2 separate regions of the Homo sapiens genome follow, and region 2 is linked to region 1. The links are chromatin contacts, found by Hi-C or POLR2A ChIA-PET in ENCODE. All regions are on one chromosome and are shown on one strand. Each heading gives the region's core, a stretch centred on a gene start or an enhancer-like site at or near the end of the contact. The rest is flanking DNA. Distances are from core to core; before and after follow the strand shown. Region 1 overlaps CDH23 (cadherin related 23). Region 2 overlaps CDH23 (cadherin related 23).

Region 1 (2,988 bases), core at 311-2,810:
GTCCAGCTGCCTTGTTTTATGGTGGAAAGAACCAAGCACAGAGAAGTTAAGCGACTTGGCCCAGGTCACACAGCTCAGGCAATGGGGATAAAAAGATGGATAGCACACAGGCCCTGCCCGTGGAGAATGCTCACGGTCCATTGGAAGAAAACAGTCATTTTCTGAGTGTTGGGAGCCTCACCTAGAATTACTGTAGCCTCACAACGGCTCTGCATGGAAGTCACACTAATCTCCATTTTATAGATGAGAAAACTGAAGCTTCAAAGAATTAAAATTCTCCAAGGCCAAGCGTCTGGGAAGGGCCATAATCAGAATTCAAATCCACATCTCACATCTTCACCACGTGGGTGCTCTCCCATGGCTGATGCAAGATAGTAAATGGCCTGGCTGCTGTGATTGCTGAAGTCTGCTGGGACTGGCTCACCCTGCTCCCAAGAGCTAGCGAGGCACTCAATTGTGAACTCCATATTCAATACCACCAAGTTGGTAGCTTAAAATGGGCCCTGGTGGGGCTATTTACACCAAGGAAATTGGCAAATGCCTTTTTTTTTTTTTATTTTGGGGAGCCAGTTGTCAAACATTTACCAGCACGCCACTATCAGGGTGATGTTTGCATTTCAGTTACACCAAAATACAAAGAAAGACCAAATACAGGCGAACAAGAAATGTTGTTTAATTGTTCAGATTTAGCACACTAAAACAACTCGAGGCAATGTAATTATGCTCTTCACAATGTAATTAGGAAATTATTTTATAACTATTAATTATCAATGCACGATAAGGTTGGATAGGTTGAACTGTCCAGTAATGAGTCACAAGTTAGACGCATGTGAACACCCGGTGTTTTTATTTCCTGTCATTGTATTTCTGTGACTGTATAAATAAACAGTGCCTGGCACTGTTCTAAGATTTCCATGATCTTAATTAAATTAACCCCACAATAGCCCTATGAGGTAGTTCCTATTATGGTTCCCTTTGGACCCTATGAGGAAACTGAGGCACAGAGGATTGAAGTAACTAGCTCCAGGTGAGAAAGCCAGTAAGATAATGTCAAAAGTCTAAACAAGAGGTGATCTGTGACTGAGCTTAAGGCCTAATGGCCCTCCTGCCCTGTTCTCCAGCCCCTAACCCCGAGAATCAGCCTAGATTTTCCCACATCTGCAAATATTTCCTCCTCATGGGGTTATGTTGCCCAGCCCTGGGGAACCAGCTCCCAAGGCACAGGAGCTCTCCCGTCTCCCACTGTGAGCACCAGCTCAGGAACACATCCAGGCCGCCAGATCATGGTAGCTTGCTAACATTTCTCGTGCAAGTTCTCACCCTCTCTCCTTCCCTCGCTCTCTCTCTTCTTCCCTCCCTCTCTCCCTGGCCCACCCAAACCCTCTCACGCACCCACTTCTCTCTCTGGCAGGGGAAATCACCACCACGTCTCTGCTTGACCGAGAGACCAAGTCTGAATACATCCTCATCGTTCGCGCAGTGGACGGGGGTGTGGGCCACAACCAGAAAACTGGCATCGCCACCGTGAGTGCGCTCCCCTCCCGTGCCCCAGCTCCCCCTCGCCGGCCAGGCTGCTGCTCCCTGCTTGTACCTCTGGACCCCCGTGTCCTGAGCCAGTGTGAGGCTTTGTGAGAATGAGCAAGGGGGCGAAAATGAACCCATCAGCAGCAGAGGTCAGCCCCCGGGGCCACCACAGCTGTGGGGAAGAAAGGCATCACCACCAGGAATGTAGGGGCACTTGGGAGGAGCAAAATGAAATACTTTCTCTCCTGCCCCTAAAAATCCAGGAGGGCAGGTGGCAGAAGGCATGAGCCCCATAGGCCCCTCCTTGCCTTGGTGCCTGTCAACAAAGCAGAAGCAGGCATTCCTGCGAGGAAGAGCAGCTCAGAGCAGGAAGCAGGGCCCTGGAGGGTCCCTGGGGGCTTGTTCTCCCCCATCTAATGTGCCCCAGAGAGTAGAAAGCTAGAGGAACGAAACGTGGGGGCCTCGAATGAGCTCTCGGCTGCAGAAGTGAAAGGGGAAGTGAGAAGCCCTCTGTGGGAGAGGAAGCGGGAGGACCAGCTGACAGTCACTCCAGCCACCTCCCCTCTTTGTTCCCCATTCGGTTTCTTTGGCTCACCCTCAAAACTGTGGCCCTCACCCAGTCTGCAGCAGCCACCCCATCCTTACCCAGCCAGAGAGGCTGGAGACGGTATCGCGTGGCCAGGGATTTGATGGAAAAATCCCCAGTGCCCTACTCTGTCAAGGGAGGCTCCTACTAATAGGAATCAGAGCCCTATAAATAATGTACCTGGTGGCAGGTGAGCAGGGAAATTGCTTGGCTTGTAGCTGAGACGGGGAGGCTCAAGGGATTCTATTAGATCCCCCACCCTGTCAGTCACCTTCAGCCAAGACTGGAGGCAGGGATGGGGGAAGCCCCAGGTCACAGCAAGGATTTCAGGGCTTATCACATCCATTCCACTGCCTCCTGATGGGACAACACTGGAACTCTCTCTCCTGAAGCGGCCTGGCTCCTTCCTGCCCTCGAAAGCCCAGGCTCTGCCCAAGGCTCCCAAGGTTGGTGGAGCTGGCAGAATTAATGCGAAGATTGCCCGTGGGCATCTGAGCACTTTTCCCCTGGCAGGCCCTGCCCTGGCCCATCTCAGCTGGGTGTGTCTCCCAGCGCCCCTTATGGCTTCACAGGTAAACATCACCCTCCTGGACATCAATGACAACCACCCCACGTGGAAGGACGCACCCTACTACATCAACCTGGTGGAGATGACCCCTCCAGACTCTGATGTGACCACGGTAGGTGGTGGCAGAGCAGCAGAACTGCCAGGCGGCCCTTCCCAGGGGTCTGTGCCCCTCCCACTGCGATTCCAGGGGGCCTTCCCCTATGGGGCTGGTGGACTCTGTGTCCCTCTGAGCTGGCTCTTGCAATAGAGTTCTAGCGGTTCTCCTGCATGGTGAAAGGCAGTCAGAGGTCAAGGGAAAGCCCTCATCCGG
Region 2 (2,988 bases), core at 365-2,864, 150 kb before region 1:
AAAAATGGATTTTGAGTGGCTCCTCTATACCAGGCAGAGCGATATGATGGTACCGGAGCTACTGTGGTGAGCAAGGCAGTTGTGGAGTTTTAATGCAACGCAAGCAATTTTAAGGTGGTGTAATAAATGCTGTGATGGAGGCAGTGCAGAATGTGGGCTCTGGGAGCCCACAGAAGGGGCACCCAACCCAGGTTCAGGGAATTAGGGAGGGCTTTCCAGAGGAGGTGATAAACAAGTTGGGACTGAAACATGCATAGGAGTTGGCCTGCGTGTCCACTGCACCTAGAACACAGAACATGCCTGATATATAGTAGGTGCACGGTCATTATTAGTGGAATGAATGAATGGGGAAGAATGTTCCAGACAGACAGAACAGCATGAGCAAAGATCCACAGGTACCAGATTCAGGCAGTGGAGGAGCTGGGAACTAGGACACAGGTGCATCGCCCTTCCTGTCACACCTCCTGACATGAAGATGGGCACTCTGCCTTCACAGATGCCTTCAGACTCTCTAGGTGCCTGTCAGTGTGCCTCCACTTCCCAGCAGGGGCTAGGACACAGTGCTCGGTGAATATTTGTTGAATGAATGAGAGGGAGAGACTTCAGAGCTGGTATTTCCCAGCCATCTCATTAAATAGGCAGATGAGGGGCAGGTCAAGAGACGGGTGGCCAGGGTGTCATTCATTCAACAGTGATGTTTTTCAGTACCTGTTTAATACAGGGCACTGGGCCGGGCCCTGGGGACACAGTGGAGAGCAGACTTGGGCATGGACCCACCCCAAGGAGCTTACAGTCTAGTGGGGAGTCAGATGGTGACCAGAGAGTCACCTAATGTCAGTGGGATTGGAGACCCAGAGAATAGCCAGGTAACTCTGAGCAAATACAGCCAAGGACCCGATCCAGACTGGGGGTCAGAGAAGCCTCTGGAGGAAACAGGCCTGGGTGAGATGTGAAGGCTGAATAGGCAAGAGTTGGGGGTGAAGATGAGGAAAGGATTCTAGCAGACGGATGGCACAGGCAGCGGCTGGAGGCAGCGCAACACCCAGTTCATCTGAGGAAGTGCAAGGCCAGAGGGCTGGAGGGAGGCGAGGAGTCAGTGAAGCCGAGAAGGGCAACCAGGCAGGCCAGGCAGCGCAGGTGTGGAAGGGCTTCTGTGGTGTTTATCTGGAGGTCAACAGGAAGCCACTGTGGAGTTACTGGAGGACTGGAATAGGGTTGTGGCGACACGCCCAGATATGTATTTCAGGGCATTCATAGCGCCACGGGGGAGTCCACATTGCAGGGCCAGAGAGGCTGTGGAGCCCAGTGAGCCGGTCCCCGCAGGGGTGGTGGTGGGTGGGAGGGACAGGAGCAAACTGCTCCTGGAGGCAGAATTGCAAGGAAGAGTCTGGTTTCTGGCTCAGTGGTGGGTGCAGAGGGAATGTATTGACATTCATGGAGCCGGGGACACAGTTTCCAGAGTTTGTTCTTAGGCGTGCTGAATCTATGCCGTCTTTGAGACTCCTGCAGAGGCATCAAGTGGACGGTGGCTTGTTTGGGACCCAGAGAGGCCTCCATGGAGATGGGAGTGTCTCAACTGCTGTGGCCAGGGCTAAGCAGCCACTTGGCGTGCTTGACTCCAGCCGGGAACAGGAGCCGGAAGAGAGGCCCCGTGGGGTAGGGTCAGTCGGAGGCTGGCCGCTGCTCCTCCAGCCTGCCTGGAGCCTGTCAGCTGCGTGGTGACGGAATGCATTTCTCTGCACCGGAATAGATTTGGGCTCAGCAGTTGGCTCTAAGTGCTTTTTGCCCTGACGTTCAGAAATGAGCACTGGGGCAGCGGGAGGGCTGGGATTGGGGAGGGAGCCCAGGGGACAGGGCCACAGCCTGCGGGGGCCTGCTGCACGCCTGAGTAAATACGTGTTTGCCACATCACACGCAGTCATGCGGGGTGGAGACAGAGAGGGGAGAGTGTCTTTGTGTATGTGTGTGCGTGGTGGAGGGGGGTGATGGCATATGGACTTGAGCTCCTAATCCAGTGGCCTCAGAGTACAGGAATATCTCGAGGTCCAGGAGGGGTGCACAGAGCCTGACAGCTGCCTCCACCGAATACGTCTTCTTTATCTTCATGTAGATCTTGGTCAGAGGCACCAGCTCTCCTCCAAGTGGAAGGGATTAGGGGACAGGAGAAGCAACATCAGAGGTGGGCTGGGAAGAGGTAATGTAGAGCCCCAACTTGGGGAACCAGGAGGAAAACACAGTCCCATGTGCATGTGCAGCCTCCCTGCAGGTCTCTGGGTGTGTGATGCCAAACCTTGCCAAGGGGGGCACTGTGTACACACAGAGACAGAGGGAAAAAGGAAGTAGTACAGTCCTCAGGGTAGTACTTAGTGGTTGTCATTTTATCTTTTAGGGGAACAACTTTGGTATAATAAAGACTTCATTTAAGATCAGTGTTGAGCTGCCTCCTTTATTAGACTGCAAAGCCTGTCCCCATGAAGAAGCCACTGGCTTTGCCATACTTAGGCAAAGCCTTCCAGAGAGTTCTTGAAAAACCAGCTCTGAGCCTGACTAGGCCTCTATCTTGGTTCAAGAGAAATGACTTCCTGCCTGCAATCACCATAACCGATAGCTCATGAGACAGAGACAGTAAATAATTGTTCCACAAGTTTCAAGAGCAAGCGTAATTAGTACAGTTAACAGTGTTAGGTGATTAATTGGTTCATTCAGCACCATTGTGAATGAGGCAGAGCGTAAGCAGGGGAGGGGCCAGAGCCCCCAGACACCCAAATGTGGATATGGCCCACTACTGATCAGCCAGGATCTGACCCCTGAAACAGCAGCCAACAGCTAAAAGGCATTCACCTCCAAGAGCTGGGGCTCCTTGGGCCAGAGCAGAGGGCAGGTCACTGGGCAGGGCCCACAGAGTTTGTCCCATTAGTGGACATTCAGGGCTGGAAAGAACTGGATTTGGCTTCCATATTGTTTCACCTGTTTGCCAAAGGTCAGAAA

What was found. A loop is a pair of places that touch in the nucleus more often than their neighbours do. ChIA-PET counts read pairs that join two places held with the same protein, here RNA polymerase II (POLR2A). Pooled maps may share reads with other maps.
Region 2: a loop to region 1 is called in a pooled map, with 2.4 times the contacts of the local background. The contact joins two enhancer-like sites. A Hi-C loop is called at or near these places in 1 of 37 single-sample maps with no recorded cell type and 2 of 50 pooled maps. POLR2A ChIA-PET finds 5 or more read pairs at or near these places in 1 of 52 experiments (WTC11).

Annotation. Positions count from the first base shown.
Region 1 is chr10:71,692,736-71,695,723 of GRCh38, forward strand. CDH23 (cadherin related 23) reads left to right here. Exons shown (of 70, transcript NM_022124.6): 21 at 1,412-1,524; 22 at 2,683-2,790. Among named protein-coding and RNA genes, the nearest start is that of C10orf105, 26 kb to the right of the region's middle. RefSeq lists an enhancer at 1,318-1,387. Within about 2 kb of position 1,561, at least 17 of the 41 ENCODE cell types and tissues checked have a DNase peak (open chromatin) inside an H3K27ac peak, as active enhancers do.
Region 2 is chr10:71,546,322-71,549,309 of GRCh38, forward strand. All of the region lies in intron 6 of CDH23 (cadherin related 23), which reads left to right. Among named protein-coding and RNA genes, the nearest start is that of CDH23-AS1, 36 kb to the left of the region's middle. RefSeq lists a silencer at 1,224-1,418. Within about 2 kb of position 1,615, at least 6 of the 41 ENCODE cell types and tissues checked have a DNase peak (open chromatin) inside an H3K27ac peak, as active enhancers do.